2 separate regions of the Mus musculus genome follow, and region 2 is linked to region 1. The links are chromatin loops, found by intact Hi-C in ENCODE. Cell type or tissue: heart. All regions are shown on one strand. Links, peaks and the distances in the headings refer to the core of each region. The heading gives the core; the rest is flanking DNA. Region 1 holds the start of Serpinb6b (serine (or cysteine) peptidase inhibitor, clade B, member 6b). Region 2 has its middle 9.2 kb from the start of Serpinb1b.

Evidence for each region. A loop is a pair of places that touch in the nucleus more often than their neighbours do. Peaks named below come from ENCODE experiments on the same cell type or tissue, not always from the same donor. Only the 100,000 strongest peaks of a DNase experiment are listed, where the experiment ranks them.
Region 2: a loop joins it to region 1, with 5 times the contacts of the local background. A loop is called at or near these places in 9 of 42 quality-filtered maps.

Annotation. Positions count from the first base shown.
Region 1 is chr13:32,960,544-32,970,138 of GRCm38, forward strand. It overlaps Serpinb6b (serine (or cysteine) peptidase inhibitor, clade B, member 6b), which reads left to right and starts at 4,718. Exons shown (of 7, transcript NM_011454.2): 1 at 4,718-5,000; 2 at 7,957-8,131. The coding sequence starts at 7,967. In heart, for the core only: a CTCF peak has its summit at 4,686 (motif pointing left); a DNase peak (open chromatin) is centred at 5,028; H3K4me3 peaks cover 1,189 bases; H3K27ac peaks cover 4,968 bases.
Region 2 is chr13:33,070,151-33,079,745 of GRCm38, forward strand. It overlaps a transcript of Serpinb1b not described here. Among named protein-coding and RNA genes, the nearest start is that of Serpinb1b, 9.2 kb to the right of the region's middle. In heart, for the core only: CTCF peaks have their summits at 4,090 (motif pointing left) and 4,291; a DNase peak (open chromatin) is centred at 7,021; H3K27ac peaks cover 222 bases.

The sequences.
Region 1 (9,595 bases), core at 672-8,671:
CCTGTCTCATCTCCTAAGTCTCTGGTACTTTCCAGAGGGTCCCCTCGCTTCCCATCCCCATACTGCTTATCTCTGTTCATTCTCTCGGCCCTGTGGGCTTCTCTCCTGTCTCTCCCATACCTGAACTTGTTCCCCTTTCTTCCTTCCCCTCCCTGCTCCAACCCAGGTCCCTTCCTCCCTCTGCCGCCTGTATTTCCTTTCCACTTCTAAGTGGAATTAAAACATCCTCATTGGGCCTTTCTGCTTGTTACACTTCTTATAGTCTGTGGATCGTATGCTAGGTCTACTGTACTTTTTGGCTAATAAGCACTAATCTGTGTGTACAGATCATGCATGTCCTTTTGTGTCTGGGTTACCTCACTCAGGATGTCATTTTCTAGTCTATCCAGTTTGCCTGCAAAATTCATAGAATAACTCACATTTTAGTTTCACAGTTTCTGAGTAAACAACAATAGCCCAACAAAGGAAATCACTTTTGTTTTGAATAATGGGTGAAAACATAAACAAAGAACATATAATAGCAGTATAATGTCAGAACTGTGCCCTACACACTGTGATGGCTGAGGAATCCCCACAGTACCAGGCAGACTCTTAGTAGCCATGGACTTCTAACCTAACCTCCTGAAAGATGGGCTCTCAAGAATTATGACCTGCTACAAGATAATTAGCCTTTCTCTGTTGGTTTGTTTGTTCTTTGAAAAAATAAACCTGTTTGTTGCTGTGTAACAGGGAGTGAGACAGCTGCTTTATCACGGTGTTTAGGGGAGAGAGGCAGCAGCTGAGGGGAGTGAAGCAGTTTCTTATGTAGCTGTCAATTCTACAGAAGAGAGGTAGTCGTGGTTTCCACCTTTAAAATCTTCCCCCAGCCCCTTCTGGGAGGCACACGTCTGATTTAGCTTTAATGCTCTCACCCTGATAGCAGTATTAATAAATTCATCTAATTATGATTTGGATTGAGTCTGTGGTCTTTTCATGATGGTGTTAACTCCATAATTCATAAAGAACGGTTCAATCTAAACCAAATATACTTAAAATGTACCAGCTATCACTCAGTGGCTGCTGGAAGTCTGGTCTATCTGCCCTTGCTCAATCTCCTGCCTCACCTTACACTTGAGAAAGACAAGAAGAAAAAAAAAAAGCCAGAGGACAAGCAAGATTATTTAAGAAGCAAGCACTGGACCCAACCAAAGACAGCAAGAATAAAAGATTCCAGTAAAGAGAAGTAAAATTGAAGTTATAGTCACACTAACAAAATTTGAATTTGTTGGCTCTGAGAGTGAGGGCTTTGCCATTCAGATGAATCAGGTTTAAATCTTGGCTGGTGTATATATAAGATAGAATGTGTGTGTATGGAGATGTATGTGTGTGTGCGCTATGTGAATGTGTACATGTGTATGAATGTGTGTGTGTGTATGTGTTGATACATGTCGGGATGACCTTCTTCCACATTGTATGAAGGTGTGTTTCTGTAGTTTCAGTTGTTAGTTGCAGGTAAGGCAGAGTTAACTGCTGGAAGTATTGTATTCTCTATGACTCATGACCTATAGGTAAATGCGTTTCCTTCCTCACCTGCCTAAAAGATGATTCTCTGAGAATCCCTTTCCCCTAACTGGACAGCCTTGTCTAGCCTTAATAAAGGGAAGTGCCCAGTCCTGCAACATGGTATGCTAAAGCAAAATGATATCTAAGGGAGGTAACGTGGAGCGTTGCATGAGGGGAGAAGAGGTGAGAGGGAGGGACTGGGAGGAGGGGAGGGAGGAGAAGCTGAGACCTGGAAGTAAAGTAAATAAACTAATTAATTACCGAAAGAAACGATGATCGTGTTAAAAAGCAAGCTTTGATGCTGAAGGTCACACAGTACTCAATGCCAAAGAGCAACCCAAGAAGATATATCTGGTGTTGTCCTGCTGCTGATTGGTTCAGACTGGAATGTGACTTTTAGAAGAATAAAGAGCTGGCAGCAGAGCTTAGGCAGAAGAACTGGTTGATAATTCCTGCAGCTGGAGAGAAGGCAGACACAGAGAGACACAGATAGACAGAAGGAAGACAAGGGAGACAGGAGAGAGCTGGGAAGTGAGAGTCACACAAAGAGACACAGTTGGCAGAGAAGTTCCTTTACTTTAGAGGCTAGCTCTGAGTCTGCCTTGGCAAAAGAGCAATGGCCTTAAGCTATATAGATGTCACTGTGTCCTAATTAAACCTCAAGCTGAATCCACTAATGGACCACAATAGATATGCATGTGTGTGCTGTATGTGAATGTATATGTGTGTGAATGATTGTATATGTGCGAAAGCACATTGTCTACAGTGTGTTGATTATAATTTCCTTGAAATTCTTCACACACTTTTCTCCCTCTTACTTAATTCCCTCACAGAGGCAGTCAACGGGATTGTGTAGTCAAGCTTTGTCAGTGTACCCTACTCCATATGTGAAACAGGGACTTCAAGTGGGTCTTTCCTTTACAAAACAGCAGTTGGGTCCATGTTAGATGAAAATACTAAAGTCAAATGCCTGTGTCATGTCTGTGCACATACATACCACATTGTTATCTGACCTTACTCTGGCCACCCCTACCTCTCTGGTCCATCATGTTGCAGGCCTGTAACCCCTGCACTTGGAAGATAGAGGCAGGTAGATCAGAGGCGCAAGGTCATAATCAGCTACAAAGCACATTTTAAATTCATCTAGCAATACTTGAGACTATCCTGAGCTCTATAAGTCTGTCTCAACTCATACACAGACAAAGACACGCCCCCTCACACACACACACATGGTGGTGGTGGTGGGGAGAGACAGAGAAAACAGAGAGGGAGATAGGTCTTAAAACCAAAAAACAAACAAACAAAAAAAAAAACAAAAAAAAAAACAAAAAACAAAAAAAACTAACCAACCAACCAACCAAAACATTCTGGGAAATAGACAAGAAAAGATATTCTCTTCTTAACTTTCTAAGAGATTGTAATATGGAAACCATTACTAACAATCATCAGGATCAACAATGGGGTAGTGTAATGGGAGACAGAGATTGAGGCTCAGTTCTTGGCACAGTATGAACATCATGTAATCTACAGCCAAAGAGCAGGCAGGTGATGGTAGGTTAAAAAAAAATACTAGGAGCAAACACTGCAAGTGACTGGCATTCTCACCCCTGCTGAAGACAAGCCAGGGTGATCAGATGCTGTCTGGGTGACATGGTTGCTGGTGGTCAGATATCAAGACTGATCAGGTATAGAAGAGGAAGAGTTTGGGTTGGCTAGCAGAAGAATTCTTGTAAAAGCCGGATTTTACATGTGTGCATGAGGGCTCGTGACTATCAACAGTGGAGGCAGAAAGTCAGAGTTTGAGGCCTGTATAGGCTATATAGTGAGACTTTATTTCAAAACAAGACAACAAAAATATGGATTTTTCTCAGGACGTACATACATAAGTTTGGCAAAAGACCCAGAAGACTGGCTGGAATTGGACTCTGCAGAGAATCGCCATCAGGTACCGTCCTTATGAGGATGGATTCCACAACTAACCAAACGTTCCGTGTATTTATCCTTTTAAGAATCTGGATTCACTCCAGGGTATTTTTCCATCTCAGGACTCATTTAATTGGAATGCACACACTGATACCCCAGCTGGATGACTCTGTGTGAATTAACATGGACGGGAGCTTAGCTGTATGCTAGTTATGACAACCCTTGAAATGGTTTAAAGTCAAAACATCTATCAAGATACACACAAAGGAATTCAGAGAAGCCAGAAAAGGAGATAAGAGAGAATTCTGTGCAATCTTTTTAGAGAGGTCACCCAAACATTTTAAAGTAACGACTTGTAGATCTGTGGTAGAGAACCGAAATAATGCTCCCTGTTGATGATAAACCGGAAGTTAGTTATACAGAAGAACCCTAATGTGCACAGGTACAGAGGCTATGTGCCCTGTAGTTTGAAAAAGGGTGGGCCAGAAGGATAAGCCAGAGCAATAAAGCTGCACTGGAAAGAATGCAGAGGCTAAATGAAGCATTCCTTTGTGTTTCTGTATGTCAAGAGTCACATCTCACAGCTGGTGTGGTGGCCTGGTCTGTTATGACACCTAGAAAGGCCAGTGTGGTGCTGAACATTCTATAAGGTGCTACAGCTTAGACACAGCCGAGACACACCTAACTCAAATGTCAGAAAGGTCAATGTTGGGGATCCTTGTCCTGGTGTGAGAGTGAAGAAGGCAGAAAAGAATCTGAGGTCTCCAGAGCTGACCAGTCTCTTAAACCTGGCCAGCATTCTCTCCACCGGGTCTTTTTGCTCGATAGGAGAGATGTGAGATGTTAGAGTTTTTCTGCCATTTATATAAAATGTCAGTACCTGAGGGCTGGGACAGTAGTGGAGTCTTGGACACAGTAATTACAAGGGAGGCTTCTGTGGTTTTCTGTGCATACTCGGCAAAAACTTGGACCCTGGTTATAACCCTGAAAGGAACTCCCAACATTTCTGTTTAATGCTGTCTCATTTATTCCCATTGAGAGTTAGCACATTTTAGTCATTGAGGCCATAACACTCATGTAGTGTGGAACACACCCTCCCACAGAGGGAGGAAGACAGGGAGAGAGGAGGAGGGGGAAAGAAGAGAAGAGGAAGAGGGGGGGGGGGGCGGGCGTTGCATGCCCCCTAGTGGACACCCTTCTAATTGCTTCATCCAAGCGGTTTGGTTAAATCCCTTGGTTTTCTGAAGTAGGTAGTCATAGCAAACAAACAGTGCTAGCGAGGATTCCTGATTTAACTAGACCAGTCTGCAGCTAGCTGCTGAACCCGACTGCAGGCAATGGTCAAAGTGCAGCGATCCTGCTTTTCCGTTTCTTTTCCTTTTCACCCGGACAGCCCACAGCCCCTCTGACACCTCCCCTGGGACTTCCTGACTCTGGGACCTCCCCACGCTGCGCCCTGCAGCTATTTGAGGCCAGAGCACAGGCTCTTCCTTCTCTAGATTCTGCTTGCTGACAGCCTGAACCTGGGGTTCCAGGTAAGCTCTGCTACGAGCTGGCTGAAGATGGTGGGGTAGGGTGCTGGGGTTGTGGGACCTGGATGGGAGGAGCTAACTTGGCGCATGGAATGGGCATGACATAAGAATCCTGCAGGGATTGGTACGAAGAGGTATCAAAACCAAGAGGGACCTAGTCTGTCCAGGGCGGCAGGCTTTGCCACCCTTGTGGCCTCTTATTGGCTGAGTGAGCCTGCGTCTTAGAGACGGGGTTGGGCTGTTCTCAGGGGGTTGCCCATACCCTTAGTGCCTTTAAGCTTGGATCAATACCCCAGGATTTGTCCAGTTTTGTCCTTTGTTTGTTTTTGTTGTTCTCTTGTTTGTTATTGTTTTATCACACTCGTGGCAATGGTGGTGGAATCCTGCAAGATTTGATGTCTGTGGGACATAGGCGAAGTTTTGATAAAGTTTGTGTGTCAGATGAAAGCTCAGGTTTTCCTCCCTTCCTTTGTTTTGTTGGTGGACCCTGAGCCTGTTCTTCTGCTTGCTCAGCCCCAGAGCCCCAGGCTTACTGTTCCTCCTTCTTACCTTGAATCCATTTTGAGAATCGGAAGTATGGAAATCTAGCATTCATGTGCTGTCAGGAAGCTAGATGAGGTTTGGCTCTTTTACACCGTTTTTAGGGTATGTGGGAAACAGCTGCTTGTGAGAGCATTGTACCTGAGGCTGCCCACTTCCTCGTGTGGTTTGTGTGTGGAGGGTCCGACTATCAAATAACATTTGTGTTAAGGTCCTGTGAGCCGTGCTGGGGCCCAGTAATGTGAATGTGGTTACAGGAAATGACTGCTGTTTGTGTTTGAGAACTACCCTGAGTATCTGTACCCACTATGGCTTCTGTTGTCACACAGAGAGGGTGTATGGTTCACACTTTGTTCCCTAAAGCATGTTCGCTTGGATCCCTGTGTCTTCTTCCATGGATTTCACACTTAGTCAACCAGACTCAGCAGATATAAACCAACAGCAGATAAAAACTACTTTGGAGAAGCTAGGTGTTCTGTAGGTAAGCCAGCATCCAAGAGACAGAGTCAGGAAGATAAGAGTGGGAGGTCAACCTGGATGACACAACGATGAGACTCCAATTCAAACGTGGCTAAACTGTTTTTCCTTTTCTGCTCTAAATAGTATGGTATAAAGGGTGGTTTATTTGGCATTTACATTGTATAGTGTAATGTAGGTTATTTATAGATGATTTGAAAAATACAGGGAGATGTAGATTGGTTATATCAAATATTATAGTATTTTATTTTTTAATTTAACTGTTTTGCATATCATGTGTGTTTCCTTGAGTGGGTATGTGTATGTACATATGTGTGTATATACGTGTGTGGTGCCTGGCATCTTTTTTTATTATGCTTTCTCCACCTTATATTTTCAGGCAGGGTCTCTCAGTGAACCCAGAGCTGGCCATTTTGGCCACCCTGGCTAGTTAGCTTGGCGTGAGAAAGTTGCTGGAGGAAGTTTCTGTGTTAGTATGGGAAGAGGAGCTCAGAAGGGGGCCACAGGTGCTGCCTTAGAGAAACAAGTCCCTCAGAGTCAGGGGTGAGTTCAGGACAAGAGAAGGAGTATAGATCTAGGGTCAAATGTCAATCAGACTTCTCAATGGCAAAGGCGATGGCTGAAAGCAGTTAAGCAAAGATTCAGATGTAAAAATCACACCCAGACTACTATAGACCCTGGTAACCTCTCAGTGGAATGTAAGGATAATGATCATATCAGAAAAACAATAAATCAAAATAACTGATTGGACAGCTTGAGCCACCAGAATGAGGGCATGAGCAGGAAGCAGGAAGCTCCTTGGTCCCAGAACAGATAATATTGGCAAAGGGACAGAGCTGTGCAGCACTTACAGAGGAAGCATCCAAAATGGAGTCCTGTGAACAATGTAGTCCATGAACACACTTGCACAATGAAACCTAAGAGCAATGAGCTGAGCCCAGGTGAATGACTGACTGACTGCAAGTGCAAGTATGTCTCAGAAGAGTCAAGTGCAAAGGAACTTTTAGGTGACCTTTACTGCATGGTTCACTTGGGCTGTGACAGGGAGTGTGTCTTTCAGCTTGCTGCTGGTGTGCCTAATAACCGCAGCTGGGTTTTCAGTTCCTAGACTCAGCTGTACTCACAATGGCTCTATTAACAGAAATCGGGAGAAGAGCAATATTATATCCTTGGACTAGTTATGTTGAACAGAGGATGTAAGGTGCTTTTATTGCCACAAAGCCAGGATGTTTGACTCTAACAGCTCAGAGCAAAGTATATAGTTTAAGGAGGTCCCTACTACCCAAGAAGAATAGTCCTGAGCATAAAGAACAAAAATGCCAGTTATCTGAAGTAGTCAATTTGCTCAAGAGTTTGGGACCTGGACCTACATCTTCAGCATCCTCGACAGTCGGAGCACAGCTAACAGCCAGTTTGTACTCTGAGTCTCTTCACATGCCCTAGAGCTGGGTTCTTGTCCCTTGCTGGTAGATACTTTCTTTCCTCATTTCTTTCTCTACTTCATACACTGCTCAGCGGACTCATTGGAGCATTTCAGAATGGAAGGCTGTTTGGTGGGGAGATAGGATTTTGGCTACTATTTGTGAGTGATGTCAGAGCAGACAGGCCCTGCTCTTATAGTCTCATGCTTCCAGTCTCTGAAGATGCATTTGCTGATTTCTGGAGAGTTTGTTCCTGCCCTGTGTCCTCTCTCCTGACTCCTTGTGGCTCTTCAAGTAATTAAAGATACCTTGCACATTAAAAAGACATAGCCTGACCCTGAATTAGCCTGTCTGTTCCCAACAGGGCTTATCGTTTAATGAGTGTGACTTTTACCTTCCATGCTGTGCGTGTCCCTTTGTGTACTGAGCCACAGCATCCCAGTGTCAGTGGCAGCAAAGATGCAGGTTGCATATTAATTACCCCATAATAATGTGAGGTTGATTTTAATCCCTCATTCCAGGCTTACCATCATGGATCCACTGCTGGAAGCAAATGCCACTTTTGCCTTAAACCTTTTGAAAACACTGGGTGAAGACAGCTCCAGAAATGTACTTTTCTCACCTATAAGCGTCTCCTCAGCCCTGGCCATGGTCTTCATGGGGGCAAAAGGAACTACTGCAAGCCAGATGGCTCAGGTAACCAGTTCCATTTCACAGAATCTAAGTATCATTGATGTCAGTCGAGCTGGTTCAGATCTCAATGTGGCTGCTCTTGATAATCAACTGGTGGTGACATAGGGGTGTGGTGTATACGATAGGAAGGATGTGCTAGCCCTGCTGGGATCCTGGCATGAGTATTTTGACCAGTTCCTGCTGGAGGGGTGGAGGTTTTCTATTCAGGCTCCATTTCACCGTAATTTGTGGCACAATCAGCCTTGACCATGGCAGGTAGAATTGGGGAGGGAATACCAGGGATGAAAGAGACCTTGGGGCATGTGAGTGTGATGAAAAGTCTCACAGGAGAAGCAAGCTCCTTTAGTCGGGGTAACAAAGGCTACTTAAATATTTGGAAGGTGAGTAGGGGCTTTTGGGGAGAGTGTACATCATTGCCTAGGGCCAGGGTGTTAGGGATGTCTCATTTGGATAACGAATTCCAGGTGCTGCAGGACATGACCTTTCAAGGGGAGAGAAAGTTTAGCCTGGCTACTGGCTAACTAACCTCCTGGGGTGGAGGCAAGGTTGGTGTGGCACTGGTCTATGTGTGCTGGGATATGCAGGCACAGAGGAGGGCAGGGGGAATGGTTTCCCTCCTGCAATCTCAGGATGAAATTTCTGGGGTTTGGAAACACCTTGACCTCACTTTTACTCTGAGCCAGCTCTCCCTGCTCCCAGGACTCCCCAGATCCACAGAAGTTGGGGTGTTAATGGGAAGGTTGCAGGTCACTTGGAGCAGGAACACCAAAAATTTTGCACCAAGTCTACCCGTGACTTCACTCTCTGTTCTCTGGCTCTTCTCGAGACTTAGTTTTTCAACAAGCCAAGTATAAATGGGCTGTTCCCAGAAGTTTCTAATCACATTTGGGTCAGGTTTGGCTGGGAGATTTGAGTCAGAACCAGCTGAGGCTCTTCTTGGGAGCAGTGCTTCAGGTATATTTGACATTTTTGGTTTTTGTTGGCTACTCCCTCTGTCCCCACAGTGTGTTTCTTGTTTGCTGTGACCAAATGTCCTTTCTGATAAGGACACTTGTCAGACTGGATTAGAGTTCATCCTCATGACCTCATTTTTTCTTTACTCTTTCCTTACAGGCCAATGGTCACACTTATTTAGACAGATACCAAAGGTCACAGGGGCAATGTCTCATATTTCTTTTCACCACAAACAACTATTTCTGCCAATATTTACCACACCACAAACCCTGTTCTCCAGGTTCCAGTTGTTATTACTTCATTTTTCCCTGTCCTTTACAGCCATTGATTCCAAAGCCAACACAATGAGTTCAATTTCCGGGTTACTGTGTGCTCATCTATTTCTTTAGAACTTAGCCATCCTGACATGCAATGAGCAGAAGCCTTGCTGGCATTGTTTCTCAAAATCTGGGGTCCAGGAGGAGCGCTTCTGCTCACTGTCAAACCAGATCAGCTGCCATCAGTCAATTGGTG
Region 2 (9,595 bases), core at 976-8,975, 110 kb after region 1:
GAGGTCCTGTGGGAGTTGGTGGCTCACATAATGGGATGTGAGGAGGGAGGAATACTGGGTCTCAGATTTATGGAGTCCTCAAGGAATGGAGGCTGTCTTAGTCAGGGTTTCTATTCCTGCACAAACATCATGACCAAGAAGCAAGTTGGGAAGGAAAGGGTTTATTCAGCTTATACTTCCAATTGCTGTTCATCACCAAAAGAAGTCAGTAGTAGAACTCAAGAGGTCAGGAAGCAGGATCTGATGCAGAGGTCATAGAGGGATGTTGCTTACTGGCTTGCTCAGCTTGCTTTCTTATAGAACCCAGGACTACCAGTCCACTGTTGGCACCACTCACAATGGGCCCTCCCATCCTTGATCACTAATTGAGAAAATGCCTTACAGCTGGATCTCATGGAGGCATTTCCTCAAGGGAGGCTCCTTTCTTTGACATAACTCCAGCTTGTGTCAAGTTGATACACAAAACCAACCAGTATAGAGGCAGAAAGGAAAGATGCCTACCTGGAAATTCTTGAGAAGTATTTGTGCATGTCCTTTGCTTATTTTAGATTTTAGAGGTTGGTGTCAAGGCATTTTATTCAGAGCTTAGGGGAAGAACTGGAGATGTTCTCATAACCTGGTGTCTTTGGCAAGGCAGAGCTTGATGGTGTCCCCTTTGCTAAAGTAGGAATATTATGCTGTTGTGGTGGAGGTTATTAAGAGGTTTAAGATTCTTACATAGTATGAATACTATCTTGTGTCATCTCACCCTAGTTAGAATGACTAGTATTTCAAGAAATCTATAGAAATAATATCAAAGTTTGGTAAGAATGTTTAACTAACCACTTCTACATGGCCATGGCCAATATACCTAAGAGGCCAAATTAAGGAGGAAAGACATGTTTAGCTCACAGTGTCAGGGTGTGGTCCATGGTGGGTTGGCCCTGTGCACTATGTCAAAACCTCCTCCTTGTAAGTAAGAACATGTAAAATGTCAACCTGGATGCACAATGGTCATCACCAAAGACTGAGAAGGGTTAGAATTAGAGTAAGGTTGGATAATGGCTACCAGAAACAGAAGTAGTAACTTGTAGTATTCCTCTACACAGTGGGGAAACCATAGTTCATGGTAATCTGTTTCTTATGTTTTATGTATAAGTAGACAAGAGGAGTCTGAAATCCTCAAACACAAAGCAATGGCAAGGAAGTAGATTACTCTGATTTGGTCAACGCTATTGCACACATGTATTGAAATATCACACTTCCATATTATACTTTAGTCCAAATCTTCTAATGTTTATACTTGTTTCCTACTATTGCATTACACACCCAATTGGCAGACTACACTCCAAAAATTAAATAGCAAAGGTTGGTGAGATGTTGACAATTAAAATAATCATTTGAAATTTTCTGTGTCAGGTTGAGATTCACTTCTATGATGGAACTGGAAATTTTTTTGAATTCTCTGGAAATGTTAAAATAAAATTAATGTTGAAATTCCATGCAAAATTTCTGAACCCACAGGCACGACTCTCAAGGTTACTAACTCACAGTGTGCAGAGGCAGGGATGAATCCAAGGGGCTTTCTCTGGAGGAACTGTGGTTCTGTGGCATCTTTCACTTGGTGTCAGTGTCAAAGAACCCTGGGATCTTCTGTATGTCTGAAATCTTACCGAGAAGTGATATTAGTAACTGAGCAATAACAAGCACGATAGGACGGTGGGGGTTGTATCTGTCACCTTGAGAGGAAAAATTACACCCAAGAAGCTGAAAAACCCTTCCCCTCAGCCACAAGGTCATCATCAATGGCGACTAATGGCAGTTAGTCACAGGGACATGATGTGCTATGATGTGATATGATGGCTTTGATGTATGTGATGACACTGGCCCTTCGTTTTTGTGGTTGTCCCCAAAGCCCACATTTTGGGTAGAGGTGTGAGAAACAGATCAAACAACAGGGAGAAGCCAAAAGAGGGTCAGGAAGTGGGGAGGACACACCCACAGGTGGCAACTCACACCTCTCATTTGTCCTGGACTCCTCACCCTCTTAGGCACAGAGCAGTTGTATTTTGAATCTGTTGACCTGCCCAAAAGAGGAACAAAAGCTAATGAAATTCCAGCTTCTTTGGTTCTTCATTTCCCTTCTGTATTCTATACTTGCACTTCCACCTTACCATTCCCCACAGGAAACCTCAGCCCTCCTCACCATGGGGCCTGACCTCACCTGCTCAGCTTGCTATCTCTAGAACTCTCAAGGTTCAGGTACAAGATCAGCCTCTTTATATAGTGAGCAGCAGCCCCTTCTAGAGACTCAATATTCGAAGGTTTGACTCATCACACCTTCCATACCAAGCAATTCAGAAGGTATCTTGCTTCCTCCGGGTTTATTTGGGAGGTGAGTGGAGCTAAGTTACAAAGGCACCTGGGTACACACAAGTGCCTCCTGGGCAAGCAACAGGCTTAGGAGGCCCTAGGGCCAACCATATTCTAGTGGGAGAGGTTATAAATGACATGAGACTTAGGGATTAAAACCATTTATTTCTTAGCCCATTTTAGGCTTCAATAGCAGATTAACTTAGAATGGATTACTCCTAACAAATAGAAACCTGATCTGTACATGATTCTAAAGGCTGAATTTCTAGGGTCTAGGGGCTGTTGCAAGTCACAGCATTCTGAAATCTTTTCACAGTTGAAAATTGGAGGCCAAAAGTGGGTTGCAAAAAGCAAGAGATTAGTCCATTAATGAGGGTGGAGTACACATGACCTAACAGCTCTCTTCAGGGCCCCAATAGTAATGGATTGGGGATCAACTTTCCAATCAATGCCATCAGGATGGTTATCTAAACCATAGCAACTTTACCACTGAAGATTGCACCATATTCTATGCTGTGATATGAATTTACCAGGCAGGGCTGTGGAACAATGACCCACCTCAGAGAGAGCTTATATTCTATCCAACTGAGGCAACCTGGCCTAGTGTTTCTGAAAGTCTCTGTCAGTCATACCAGTTGACCCAGAGGATGGATAGTAACTTTGTCATCCTCAGATGTCTTATTTTAAATTTGTCTCTTTAGCTCCCCATTTCTCTGAGCAAGTCTACCTGTCTGCCCTGCAGATGAGAGTCTCTAAGTGTGAAGTCATAGCTTACATATTTTCATAAAAAATCTTTAAAATTCTACTGGGCTTTCCAATGTGAAGGGAGTTTCTCTGGTTATGCATAAAAGGGTCTCTGGGCATGCCATGGTGTTTATTAGTAGACATCACCCATGGTAGGCATATACAGAGTTTAAAGGTGAGATATTGACTGTGTCTAGTAGATTAAGTTCAAAGTTTGAGAAAAATGACTGAGGGCCATCAGATTTCTTTTTGTGAGAATTAGAGCAGAGGAACTTTGTCTTCTGTTGATTCAAAGAGAACTGCCTGGGACATTTGGTTGTGAGTATTTTCACTTCCTTTTCTTGGAAAACCAGAAACCAAGTAGGTCCTGTTTGGAATTTTAGGCTAGGTGACCCCATTTTGATTTTAAGTTCAGTATATTGAGGCCTAGTGCAGAAACTTAGTCTAAAGCAATGACCACCTGAAATCCATGCTTCATGGACCCTTCTGATTTGGTGAGCACATCACAATAGCATGAGGCAAGATGCCTAGAAAGTCCAGAGGAACTTTATACCTCTCTCCCAGATCCTTGTCCAGCACATCTCCCCATAATAAAATAGATTCTAAGTATAGAGCATTTCTAAGTTTTCTGGGTCAAACTTTGGTCTGAGAGTAAAATTCCAGCAGCCAGAGAAGGAGCACTGAGAAGAGAGCAGGGAAAAAGGAAAGGAGTTAATTGTGTAGTCAGAGGCAGGATCAGGCAAACAAACAAGGGAAAAAAAAAAAAGCCAGTGCTTCAACTTGAGACAGTGAAAGAAGGCTTAGTGTTAAGAGGGGGGGGGGGGAATCTAAATGTGTTTGCCATGAGCATTTTCCAGGCATCAGTGGATTGTGGGATTCTAGCTGCCTGAGAGAAGATGAGTGTCTCTGAATCTGGCATCTGAATGTCAGGGATCTGGACAGCCCAGAGTCAGGCCTGTTTGTTATACAAGGGTGAGTGTCTGCCCCCTGGAGGGAGCAGGTGAGCTATGCTGCTCAAACAGTAATGTGTGCTGTGGTCTGCAGAAGACAATGAAAGAGCTAGAAGAAACCCTGAGAGGCTGGTACTCCTGTTCTTGTGACTGGTCCCTCAAGTCACTGGACTAATAAGACTTTTCTAGGATTGCCTTGTTAACTACAACCACAATACAGGGTCCAAAATTGCCCACTGTCAAACAGCATCCTCACACCACTGTAGCGAACCCTTGGTTAGTTTGAGGACTTGGGGTTATTATAACAAGTTAAAAATAAGTTCTTAAAAACAAATTTAAAGGGCCTGACTTGTAGCTCAGTGGCAGAGCATGTGTGAGGTCACATGAATTTTCTCTCTTTCCTTTTCTTACACACCAGCCCCGAAGAGTTAAAAGAGTTTAGAGCATTTGACTGGATGCAGGGAATGGCAGCTTCAGTGAATCAAGTTTTTTTTTTCCCTCAGAGGGAAAAAAAATGTCTGCTTAATAATTTCTGTAATCGCTACCTGTCGTAGGCAGCAGTCCCTGTCAGTCACTGTCTGGATAGACTCCCATCAGCCCCTCTTAGTGCTGATTCCCATCAGCACTGACCCCAATCACCTACTTCACACCTCACTGCCTGCCTAAGTTTACACTGTGGTGTCAAAGATGATCTTTGACAGCCAGGGAGATGGTTCAATGGGTAAAGGTGCCTTTCACCAACACTGACAACCTGTGTTCAGTTGCCTGGACCCACATGGTGGAAGGAAAGAACCTACTTTAGCAAGGGTGTTCTCTGATGTCCCGAGGTTCACTGTATGTGATGAACACGCTGGGTGTGCCCATATGCTTGCACACCCACCCGAAATTGGATAATGTGTTATAAAATAAAAAAGTTTTACCTAGAGGGTACAATTGTGGAAAAAATTTGCCTTTATTATCACTTTTCATGAGGTTTGTGTGTGATGTGAAATAAACTAGGCTCTGAAGGACAAACTTTAGAGACACATGGAATCAGCTGAAGACACCTAAGACCACATTCTCAGCACAAAGGAAATTTATTAGCCCCAGAAGAACACAGGCCAGGGAATAAAAGACAAAGACAGGAGCCAGAGAACTAGGAAGAATGGGAAAGGAACAAGGAGAAAGGGGACAAAGGACTGCCTCTGGATAGAGAGGAGACAGACAGGGCCCACAGCAGATGATGGCTTACAAAGGTCAAGGGGGGAAACCCCATGGTAGGGTGATCTGTTTAATCATAATTGAGCATGTTAATTAGGTTAATCATAAGAAGCTTTTTATTGATGGACTTCAATACTTTGATAGCTGGATCTTGGTAGTCAGCCCCAGGAGGAGCAAGTGGCTAAATAACGGAATAGACCTTGGTGGCTAGCTTTCAGAAAGCAATCTAAGACTTTCAGCAAGGAGAGGGAATGGGGGCAAGGTGAAAGGCCTGAGCCATGTTTGCCATTCTCAGGACTACTAAAGCCCCTTCACAGATTCTTCAATAGGGAACCCAGATTATTTTAAAGACATAAAAGTGTGACTTTTGGGAAGAATGATCTACGTTCTCATGGAATGGGGACAAGAGATAATAAAGCAGGGGCCGATCTGAATTAAGTAGGACGATGTATATGTGTGGAAATGTAATAAATACAGTATTTTACATTATATAGGCTAAGTTTAAAATTTAAAATAAAGGAAGTTGGAGGGTAGCCTGTTCTACTGAGAGATTTCTAGCACAGTCTCAAAGACCCTGTCTCAAATCCCCCCAAAAGATTAAAAAACAATCACATTTCAATATTTAGTAAAATGTGATTGTGAGATTTATAATTCCACATCAATTTAAAATGTCACTAGTCACCCTAAGACAGTTTTTAAACTGAGTGGGAACAGGACAAACTCATTCAAAATGCTTTTAAAGTGTAAATCAAAGGCTCTCATGGTATCTGTGAGAATCCAGAGCACTGCATAGGCAGGAAGTGTGAAGATCGAGACAAGAATACATCACTTCTGCTCTCAAGGGTGGGGCAGCAGCAATAATTGAGTACCGGAGTCTCCCTCTTCATGCCTTCAGTTGCTCATGGTAATCTGTGCTCCTAAAATACACAATGGAAATGTCCAGTAATCCCACAGATAATACACTCATACAGACTGTGGCAGAATGCACAGGTCCTGCCCAGCTCCAAGCCACACAGGCTCCTAGCACTGAGAAGGGGAAGTCTCCTCCCATCCTTCACCAAGGAGCTGTCTCCAATTGACAACTACTTGCAAAAGAGAGATAATTTTTCTCCCGTGGAATCTCACTTGGCACATTGATCACACTTAATGCCACTTACTGGTAGGCTCCATGCCCAGCAGTAGATGGCCAACACAAAATGAGCTCGGTGGTATTTTTGTAAACTTTTTTTTTTTTTTTGTCTCATGTGGCTTTATTTGTGCTTTTGTTTCTCATTGACCTTTCACTTTTATATTATGGTTTCCAATTTTATGATTCTCTCCCTTCCTCCTTCTCTGACTCTGACTCTGACTCTGACTCTGACTCTGACTCTGACTCCTGACTCTGTCTCTGTCTCTGTCTCTGTCTCTGTCTCTGTCTCTGACTTTGTCTGTCTGTCTCTCTCTCCTAACAAAATTGAAACCAACTAGAATTTTTTAAAGTACAAGGAGCACACACACACACACACACACACACAGAGAGAGAGAGAGAGAGAGAGAGAGAGAAAGAGAGAGAGAGATGGTGTTGGGTGGGTGGGGGGGGGTGAGTGAGAGAGGATCTAGTCATATTTGAGGGAGGGGAGACCCAGATCAGATATATTTTATTGGAAAACTAATCTACGCCATGTAAACCAAGTCAGTAAGCGACACTCCTGCATGGCCTCTGATTCAGTCCCTGCCTTGAGCTCCTGCCCCTACTTCCCCAAGTGGGGACCCGTGGCCTGAGTAGGAACTGAAATCAACCTGCTCTTTCCTCTCCAAGTTGCTTTCGTCATGGCATGTGGTTTTATCACAGCAGTAGAAACTCTGACTAAGACAGAGGGAGTGGATGGGCTGCCGCTCTCATCTCTTCTGCTTCATGAGGGCGAGCCTCATCTCCCAGAAACCTCAGCAAGCGGGCACCATCTTGGAAGCAGAGAGAAGCCTTCATTAACACAGAACTTCCCACAAGCTTTCGGTCTCAAAAAGTGAAACAATTTTGTAAGTAAACTTCTCAGTTTCACTATCGAGTTATAACACCACAAAGTAAGATATTAGCATCATGTTTTCACTGTGACTACACAACCACCCCAGCCGTGACAGTGGCTTCCACTGTGAGTGATGACAGAGACTGGAAGAGTTTGAGATTTCTATTGGGTCTTTAAGGATGACAGTGGTGATAGATCATAATAGGGAACTGTAGTGAGGGCCTCACCATGCTGAGAGAGTTCTTACTTGGCTTAGATTTGCATGTTGGCAGAAACATGGGTTGTAAAGGCACCTCCAAGTGTATCTAAGATGGAAATGAGGAACAAGGTGTGAGAAATCCAAGGAAAGACTGGCCTCTCAGAAAGTGACAGTGACCTTGGCAGAATTATGCCTGATGATTTTATGTGAAAGTAAAAAAAAATAATAATCAAAATAATCAAAATCTCTAAGCAAACTGTTGAGAATACACAATTGCTTAATGTTCAATAAAAGAAGGCAAAAAGATAAAAGACAACTTATAATGGAAAGAGAAGCCAGGTACGGAGGTACACACAAGACTGTTATCCCAGCCAAATGGGGTCTGACACAGGAAGATGGCCAGTTAGAAGCCATTTTGAACAATTTAATGCTTTCCTCAAGATATATACAGTGAAAGGTTGTCTGTGCTTAATCCTTAGTTTTTCTCTCTCTCTCCTTGCTTAGTTTTGCTCTCCTCCCCTTCTCTTTCTCTCTCTCTCTCTCTCTCTCTTTCTCCTACACCCCCCCCCCCAATACACACACAGAGGACAAGAGAAGGGTGTGTGTGGGAGGGAGAGAAACATACAGATACAGATATAGCAGAGGCAGAGCAGGGAGAAGAGAAGAGAGGGCGAAGTGAGGCAGGGAGTGCTAGTGAAATTCTCTACCATGTTAAAGAAAGAAAGTACATGCTCAGGAAAAGACTACGAAGGCTTTGCCAAAACTAGCCTTTGATCAAGAGATTCATGTGGCAAGAAGCCAGATGCTATTCATTACTGCAAGCCAGAGCAAGTCAAAGTCATCAAGGGATTATCCCAATTGCCATGCCTACCACACACCAGAATGCCTCAGACAAAAGAGTTTCAAGGAAGGGACCCAGTGTGCTGTGGGGACTCGGGATACCACAGCTGCCACATTCCAATGTGGCACTCCTTGTTTCTGCTGTCCTTCTTGAAGTCCTTGAAGTTGTTTCAAGATGTCTCAGGTCAGCTGATTGTGAGGGGGGATCTGTGTGGCACATTCTCCTGGATTTCAAGTGGACCTACCACAGAATGATCACTAATGGAGCCAGGGATTGTCATTGTGAAGTTTCCACCAGGAAGGTGTTTCACAGAAATAAAGGCAAGAAAACTGAGCCAGGGAGGGGCAGTGTGTGTGTGTGTGTGTGTGTGTGTGTGATTATTAAATATAGCTACAACCTAGGAAAGTCACAAACACTGGACTCAGTTTGTAAGAGCTGCTGCGTTTATGCACCTGGGGATGAGGTCCATCAAAGCCATGGACAATCAACTACCTTGCCCTTCCTGAGTGTGTGTCCAAGATGTGGACTAGGGAGGTGTGATGTGGGTATTCTCAAGCCTCAAGCCGTCACAGTGCTTGTAATATTGAGATTTGGAAGTTTGTAGGGCCCACCACTTTTTCCTTGCCTGTCGCTGAATTTTACAAAGAAAATTCTGTCTTAAACTGGACCTGTTTTATTTTGGAAGAAACTAGATTGTTTGGTTTCACAGGTACTCTAAGAATAATATTTTGAAATTTATATCTGATTTTGGTAATACTAGAAAGAAAGTTGAGTGGCATGGGATGAATATATACTGTATGTGAAAAGAAATATGTCCATTTATATTATTATAATAAAACACTGTGGCTGGATAACTATGAATTCTTCACGGTCATGGCTGGGCATCTGAAATAGCCTTCCTAGGAAGTGTAAGGCATCACAGAAGAAAACAAAACCAAACAACCAATCAACCAAACAGAAAAACTGGGAGAGCATGTGCATCTCTTCTGGTTTCTCTCTGTCTTAAAAAATGTAAGCAGATAAGAAGCCACCAAAAAGCTATGCCCCTTGGAGCCAGATTTTGTGCCTCTGCTGAGTTCCCACCAGGACAGTATTTCGCAGAGCTGAAGGCAGGGATTTCTCCCAGATTTCAGAGGGGTGGGGTGGGGTCGGGACTTGGAGGACAACGATGACGACTACAACTACTACAGGACAGACAAATGAGTGCCACCTAGTGGTAATGAGGATGATATTCTCTTATTCAGTCAGGGCTCCCCACCCTGAGAATCTTGTGTAATCTTAATCACTTTTCAAAGCCCCCACCTCC